2 separate regions of the Homo sapiens genome follow, and region 2 is linked to region 1. Evidence: read pairs that join two places in POLR2A ChIA-PET (ENCODE). Cell type or tissue: Caco-2. All regions are shown on one strand.

Evidence for each region. Peaks named below come from ENCODE experiments on the same cell type or tissue, not always from the same donor. Only the 100,000 strongest peaks of a DNase experiment are listed, where the experiment ranks them.
Region 2: POLR2A ChIA-PET joins it to region 1 with 7 read pairs; 4 of 35 experiments call an interaction of 5 or more read pairs at or near these places.

Annotation. Positions count from the first base shown.
Region 1 is chr1:52,969,362-52,973,361 of GRCh38, reverse strand. All of the region lies in intron 6 of SCP2 (sterol carrier protein 2), which reads right to left. Among named protein-coding and RNA genes, the nearest start is that of SCP2, 44 kb to the right of the region's middle. In Caco-2, no CTCF peak of the experiment used is centred here; a DNase peak (open chromatin) is centred at 1,621.
Region 2 is chr1:52,896,515-52,900,514 of GRCh38, reverse strand. It overlaps ECHDC2 (enoyl-CoA hydratase domain containing 2), which reads left to right. Exons shown (of 10, transcript NM_001198961.2): 8 at 1,291-1,341; 9 at 3,031-3,078; 10 at 3,918-4,000. The coding sequence ends at 3,995. Among named protein-coding and RNA genes, the nearest start is that of ECHDC2, 23 kb to the left of the region's middle. In Caco-2, no CTCF peak of the experiment used is centred here; no DNase peak of the experiment used is centred here.

The sequences.
Region 1 (4,000 bases):
ACCAAAAAAAAAAAAAGAGGGTTCTTCTGTCAAATAAGTTTAGACTATGGTTAAACAAAGCTAAACACGTCTTTACTGTAAGACATTTGGAGCCTTTACTATTGCACTATGTGCATTATGACCATCTAGAAGAGGATTAAAGTATGAAGCATTTCCCAATATTACACTCATGTGAAACAACAGGCATTAATTAATGCATTGACCTAGAGAAAAGTTTCTAGCACTAACTTCTAACCTCAGCTCTGGTCTTGTTAATATTTCTATTACAAAGTGAGTAAGAAAACTAGAGGCTCTCTCACCAAACCTAAAGCTGGAAGGGACTGCTATAATGTTGAATTTCAACAAGGTCTATCAATAGGATGGATCAGAATATAAATTAAACACTCAGTTCTATTCTTGAACTCCCACAACAACCTGCAAAAATGAGCAACAACTATGAGAAACCTCAAGCTCAGTGAGATTTCATAGTGTGATGTGACTAGCAGAATAGCTTACATGGGATCACAGTACAGCAATTAGACTGCTTATGGGTTATGAAACAAGTCTAATGAGAGTAGTTAAGAGAAGAAATTAAATATAGGGTCAGGCTGGCTTCAGATATTTGAAGGGCTACAAGGTAAAATAGGCTTTTTCTGTCATTCTCAGAAGACAAAAACAAGACCATGGATGCAAACCATAGGGTGAGAGATTTGGGTTCAACATGAAAAAGGGAATTGTAACAATTGGAATCTCCTAAAAATTGGGATTGGTGGCCTCAGTTGGTGACAAATTCCTTGTTTTAGGAAGTACACATGCTTTATTGTCTCTATTAGATTTGCAAGCAATCCATGCATAGATTGGTAGGAAGAAGGGTGGCTAAAACAGTAAAGTACTTGGCATGGTGTCTGACATAAGAGATGTTCAATAATGTTCGTATCTTTTCTTCCTTTTTTCGTAACATAGGATCTGATTAATCAATAAAAGACAGCATCCCCTTGAAAAATATTCTGCCAGTCACTTACATATTTATTAAGCCTGGCCACTGATGAAGGGCTTATTGACTACTGATTCTGAATTGCCAATTAAGATTTTTGACTATTCAAAGGCTATGCCTTTATGTCAAACTATTTTAATATCCTATAATTTAATTATGAAACCACAAACTCGGCTGGTTCTACAAATGATTTAAACTACTATAAGCTTTCTTACATATTCATTTCTAGTGCACATTCAGAACACTCACAAACAGCAATTTTAAATAACAATTTAAATTATATAAAATTCTACAATTCATTTAGAAATCTGTCGAATGAAGAATAAAGAAACAATACCCCCAAATGATAGCCTCAGAAGCAAAAGTTTTTCACTGACCTTCTCCTACCCTCCTGTCTCTCAGGCCCATTCTCTCCTGAGGCTAACCATAGAAACTAGAATCCCTCTTCCCCAAGGCAGGTCATAGAAACCAGAACTCCTTTTCCCCAAAGCCAGTCATAAAACCTAGAAATATTACTTTAACTTCCTCCACCTTTCTGTGTAAAAACTGGTCATAAACAAACTATCTGACCTATCTTGTTTGACTGTGGGTCATAAGACCCCCATTCCAGAAAGGGACCTGCCCCACGCCCAGAAGGAAGGAATGTGTGCTCAAAGAGGCCAAGAAGAACCTAGATGGACAGGCCTGGCTGGGTTTCTCCACTCAGTCTATTAGCATTAGATCATATGCTTTTTGTCCAATCATATTTCTATAGGGCTGTTCCATACTTTGTTGAACCTAAGCATAAAAATGGACAATTTCCCATTTTTTTGAGTCTTCATTCTGAATGTTCCCGTGTACACACGTTAAATAAATTTGTATGCCTTTTCTCCTGTTAATCTGCCTCATGTAAGTGATTTTCAGTGAACCTTCAGAGGGTCAAGGCCCTTGTTCCCTACAATGACATTTCCACTAAAATAGTGTACATTTATATTTCAAATTTTAGACTAGAAAACTGTCCAATTATTCTGAGCAATGTAAAACTTGAGAAAATATATACACTTAAAAACACATCAGTAACAGGATTTCCAGGTAATTGAGGAAAAATGGAGGCCACGTAAATCTGTGTCTCTCGGCCGGGAGCGGTGGCTCACGCCTGTAATCCCAGCACTTTGGGAGGCCGAGGCGGGTGGATCACGAGGTCGGGATATCGAGACCATCCTGGCTAACACGGTGAAACCCCGTCTCTACTAAAAATACAGAAAAATTAGCCAGGCGTGGTGGCGGGCATCTGTAGTCCCAGCTACTCGGGAGGCTGAGGCGGGAGAATGGCGTGAACCCGGGAGGCAGAGCTTGCAGTGAGCTGAGATTGCGCCACTGCACTCCAGCCTGGGCAACAGACTGAGACTCTGTCTCAAAAAAAAAAAAAAAAAAAAAAAAATCTGTGTCTCTCTATAGCCTCTAAAACCAATACAGAATAACCAGAAAAAATAAAATAGCACAAATCATACTCTCAGCATAACTAGAAAATAGAAAATGCCAAATTTCAAATTATCTATAAGTTAAAAAAAAAAGAAAAAGAAAAGAAAAAATATATAAGACCAAATCCCAGCCAACAACTGCTCACGTTTCTACACAAACCTTTAAGGGTACATGGGCAGGCTGAGGAAACTGTGCAGAGAAGAGGGGAGATAATCGCAGGCCAACAACTGCTCTAAACTACCAAGAAAAGAAAGACCTCCTCCCCAAGTGTGAAAATACCAAGAAAATATTCCTATAGATCAAACCATGACTATATGGAATGGGCTGAAAAACACAGGAGATCTGAGGTGGGAATCTTAAAGGTATAAGTTCTGAGAGGAAAAAAAAAAGCAAAATGAAAGGGCAAGGTCCCTTTTGGTGCAATTGAGTAGTGAAGGAGAAAAGCAGCATAAGAGGACATTTGTATGTAAGAGGACATTTGTATGGTGCAATTGAGCGGTGAAGGAGAAAAGCAGCAAAAGAGGACAAGGTACACCTGTAGTCCCAGCGACTCAGGACGCTGAGACAGGAGTATTGCCTGAGCCCAGGGGTTTGTGGCTGTGGTGCACCATGATTGCACCTAAAAAGAGTCAGCCTGGGTAGTATTGCAAGACCCCATTCTACTACACTTACAGAAGAGGGCACCATAGAACTAAGAATCCCCTCAGTCTACAAACAACACACTCAAATCACCAGGCAATAAAACTAGAAATTACTAATAAAATTAAAAGTCCACCTGGAAATTTAAAAAATATTTCCATGAAATAATTCTTGGGTAAAAAATGAAAATAGAAATGGAAATTATAGAACTTGTCAGAAAATAATGATAATGAAAATACTACATATCAGAATCAATGTGATACATTTAACACAGTAATCAGGAAAATATATACCACTAACCATTTATTAATAAGAATAAATGAATGACATAAGGAATATTATTAAGCAGTAAAAAGGAATGAGGTCCTAATACATGCTATGACATGAATGAACAGTGAAAATATACTAACTTAAAGAAGCCAGTCACAAAAGGCCACTTTTTTTGTTTGTTTGTTTGTTTGTTTGTTTGAGATGGAGTCTAGCTCTGCCGCCCGGGCTGGAGTGCAGAGGTGCAATCTCAGCTCACTGCAACCTCCACCTCCCAGGCTCAAGCAGTTCTCCTGCCTCAGCCTCCCCAGTTGCTGGGATTACAGGCACACGCGACCACGCCCGGCTAATTTTTGTATTTTAGTAGAGATGGGGTTTCACCATGTTGGCCAGGCTGGTCTTGAACTCCAGACCTCAGGGGATCCCCCAACCTCAGCCTCCCAAAGTGCTGGGATTACAGGTGTGAGTCACTGTGCCTGGCCTTTTTAGAAAAAACAAACAAACAAACAAACAAAAACAGGGTCACACTCTGTCAACCAGGCTGGAATGCAGAGGTGCGACCTTGGCTTACTGCAGCCTCCTCCTTCCAGGCTCAAGCAGTCCTCCCACTTCAGCTTCCCAAGTAGCTGAGACTATAGGCATGTGCCACCACACCAGCTA
Region 2 (4,000 bases), 73 kb after region 1:
CGAGGCTAATCTGTTTCTAACAAATTTTAAAAACAAAATTTAAATATGCATAGTAAGGAATTCAAACATGGAAGAATATAAAACAAAACCTTCATTTTATATAACAAAACATTTATAAACCTTCGTTTATAAAACAAAACAAAGGTTTGGTTTTGTTTTATAAAGGCACACCAGCATTTTGCCAGTTTTTGCCAAATTGCTCTCCTGTGGCATACTCTTTTACTTTTCTATCAATAATGTATGTAAATACTGGTTTCCCCAGTCTCGGCAGTAGTAGGCATATTGATATTTTAGTATTTGCTGGTCTGAGGTGAAAGGGCACAGTACCTCACTGTTTTGATTTGCCTTTCAAGCGTGTAGCAGCTGCTGGACATCCTTCACGTTCGTACTTCTTTTCCGGTGGACCTTTTACATACTCTTTTGTAAATGGTTTAAAAGTTACTTTATACTAACTTTTTTGTAAATCAAGGAAATTCATCTGTCATAAGCATTGCAATTCTTTTTCCCAGTTTTTTTTTTTTTTGAGACTTTTCCTGAGAAAGTTTTATAAACACTTCAAATAATATGATATAGGAAGTAATTCCTCCTTGCCTGGAAGTGGGGCTGAGACTGGAGTGCTAGGGCTGGTGTGGAACCAAGGCCAGTGACAAAGCAGACACTGTTGCTTCTATGTGGCTGTATTAAAATGCACCCGCCCCTCTGCACTGCCCCACAGACCAGGATTTCAACACAGCCCTGTCGACTTGAAAGCCCAAGTTCCTAACCCTGACTTTGTTTCACTCTGCTGGGGTAAAACCTTACCGCAGAGGCTGGCATTTGCTGAAATGAGGTCGAGGAAGTGGGAAAGGTGGTTGGGAGTCCAATCCAAGTCTCACCAATGATTGGATAAACACAGCCAAGTGCTTCACCTCCCTGCACTGCAATCTCACAGCTGTAAAATCACAGCTGGGTCATCAGTGATGACACCAGCCTAGAAGTGTGGGTAGCACCATTAGATGAGTCTGTGGGGGAGGAAAGCACTTTGTAAACTAGTTATGTTGTGCATGTTGGAAGGATGGGCTGAATAACAAGAAACCCAGGTGTTCAGGGATCAGAGTCTGGCTTCTTTCATGATAGAAAAAGAACCTCAGCTAACAGGTTATAGGACTAACGCTAAAGAAACTGTCAGCAGAATGGCTGGAACCAGACCCAGACATCTGCCTCCCTCCTTTAAAACAAAGCTGTGCACCTCAGACCTGCAACTATCAGCCTTGATGCCCTCCTCAACCAAGACTTTTTGCTTTTCCCTAGGCCCCCATTGCCGTGCGGCTGGGCAAAGTAGCCATTGACCGAGGAACGGAGGTGAGAGGGTTTTGGGTTGGGACTTGGGTCCACTAAAGTTGGTCGCGGCTGGGACACAGTGCTTTCAGAGCTCAGACAGCACAGCTGGGAAAAACTCAGGAAGTGGACTCTTCTAACAGACTTGAACTCTGACCTCGTGCTCTACGTCAGTTTACACATCTGCAAATTGGCCAGACAGTATTATTGTTTACATTCTATCCTCATCTTTCTCCCTTGGAGAGAGGATGAGATTGAGGTTAAGAAAGGGTAAATGATTTGCCCAAGGTCTCAGAGGAAGTGAGTAGAAAGAACCCGGGTCTGTGTGGCTGCCAGTCCATGCTGCAAGATTTGTGCTGGCAGTAATGTGGCCTCAGGGCAGGGCTTGGGGTGATGCCTTGGGTGTGGCTAATCCATCTGTCCACCTCAACTCTCCCATCTAGTTAATCCATCTGTCCACCTCAACTCTCCCATCTAGTCACTCATCACACACTGAATCCAGAACAAAGCTGGGAACTGGGATACAGATGGATGAGTTAAACATGGTCACTGCCCCCGGGAGGGGGCAGATACAGACACAAATCAAGGATAATGGTACCACGCTGACACCCCAGAAAGGTTAGAGCTTTGCGGTCCATTATGATATCCATGTGTGGCTTTTAAATTAAAAGTAAAATGTGGTCAGGCGCGGTGGCTCATGCCTGTAGTCCCAGCACTTTGGGAGGCTGAGGCGGGCGATCACGAGGTCAGGAGATCGAGACCATCCTGGCTAACACAGTGAAACCCCGTCTCTACTAAAAATACAAAAAATTAGCCAGGCGTGGTGGCAGGCACCTGTAGTCCCAGCTACTCAGGAGGCTGAGGCAGGCGAATCGCTTGAACCCAGGAGGCGGAGTTTGCAGTGAGCCGAGATCGCACCACTGCACTCCAGCCTGGGCGACAGAGCGAGACTCCGTCTCAAAATAAATAAATAAATAAATAAAATAAAATGTTCAGTTTCTCCTTCACGCTAATCACAGTTCACGTGCTTGACATTCACATGCGGCTAGTGGCTACCATACTGGGCAGTGCTCGGTTAAAGACTGTTTTCTACAGTTGGACTGTGGGAAGGATAAAAATTCCAGAGGAAAAGTATGGGCAAAGGCACAGAGGAGGATAAGCAAGCAGCTCGTCCAGATGAGAGTGAGGGAAGAAGAGAGAGTGCAAGTTCGAGGCACTAGGCTGTCTGGGTTCAAAGACCTGCTCTTCCACATACTGTTGTGAACTTTGACAAATTATTTCACCTTTCTATGCCTCAGGTTTCTCAGCTGTAGAATAGGGATACTAACCCTTGCTGTGAAAATTAAGTTCACACACACATGGTACTTCTCTTAGAATGAGGCTTTCAAGTGCCAGTCAGTGGGCCCTAGAGGCTGGAGCAATTGCCAGGGCCCAGGTCATAAAGGTTCAGAAATTAACGGGTGACAGGAAGCGTGGTGAGGCAGCCGGATGGGAAGGAGAACTCCTCTTCTCTGGCAAAATGTCTCAGTCTGTCTCGTTTCTCCCAGCAGTTTTGTCATAGTTACGAATGGTGTTTCTTCTCTAGGAGGGAAATTCCTTCTCATAGCTATCTCTGCTCATATAGATGTCTGTAGGCAATAGGGTGGGCTGGCTTCCAGTGTGGGTGAAGATGGACAAGGTCAGACCAATCCAGGGAGCACGTCTTTCTTGCAGGTGGACATTGCATCTGGGATGGCCATTGAAGGGATGTGCTATGCCCAGGTATGTAGCAACCAGCCCATGCCTGCTTGTTAACATAGGCTGGGCCAGGCTAGAGGGACTTTGTATGGTACATGACCAATTTTAGAAGGTTCTTCTCAACACAAACAGTCTGACCGCATCCATCGTCCCTCATAAGTCACCTGGAGTGGCTTGAGGAGAGCCATAGTGCTTCTCTCTGGGACTTTTCCCTCAACCATCTAATGTACTGGGGTTCATCCTGCCCACTTAATGCCGAGAATCACAGAACACAGGTCCTTAAGAGGAAGAACCACATCTTTTGCCTCTGTATCAGATGCCACTGTAAAGTTCAGGATGGAGTTGGGAGGTCAAGGGCTTGGTTGTAGCCTGCAGGCTGTGTTCAATGTAGGGGCTGTACACTTGGGACTGACCTATTAAATCTCTTACTCATGGGTGAGTAAAAAATGCTAATCTCCACGTTAACAGATATCCAAAATACTCCTAAGGGGTCCTGGGACTTGGAGAAACTAGTGTGAACCTGGATTCAAAGCCAGATTTCTTACTGCAAAGAATTTTTTTCTCTACTGAGCAGCCTCATGTCAGACCACTGCAGACGGCAGCTGAGTTCTCAGGAGGCATGAAAGCAGTGTGCAAGTGGAGGCTAATGCTGATGGGGCACAGAGAATACAAAGGCTGGCCTGTCTTCCCCAGGAGACAAAGCAGCCACGGAGGCTTATACCTTTGCATGCCTCAAGATCAGAGTCCAGAGACAATGGAAACACTTGGACCCTGGCCTTGTCTTGGGCTGGACAAGCTTAAGCAACTCTTTTTGGGCCTGTGGCCCTGCTCCCCCAAAACTAATATTTTGTACCTTGTTGCAGAATATTCCAACCCGGGACCGGCTAGAGGGCATGGCAGCCTTCAGGGAGAAGCGGACTCCCAAATTTGTTGGCAAATGACCCCC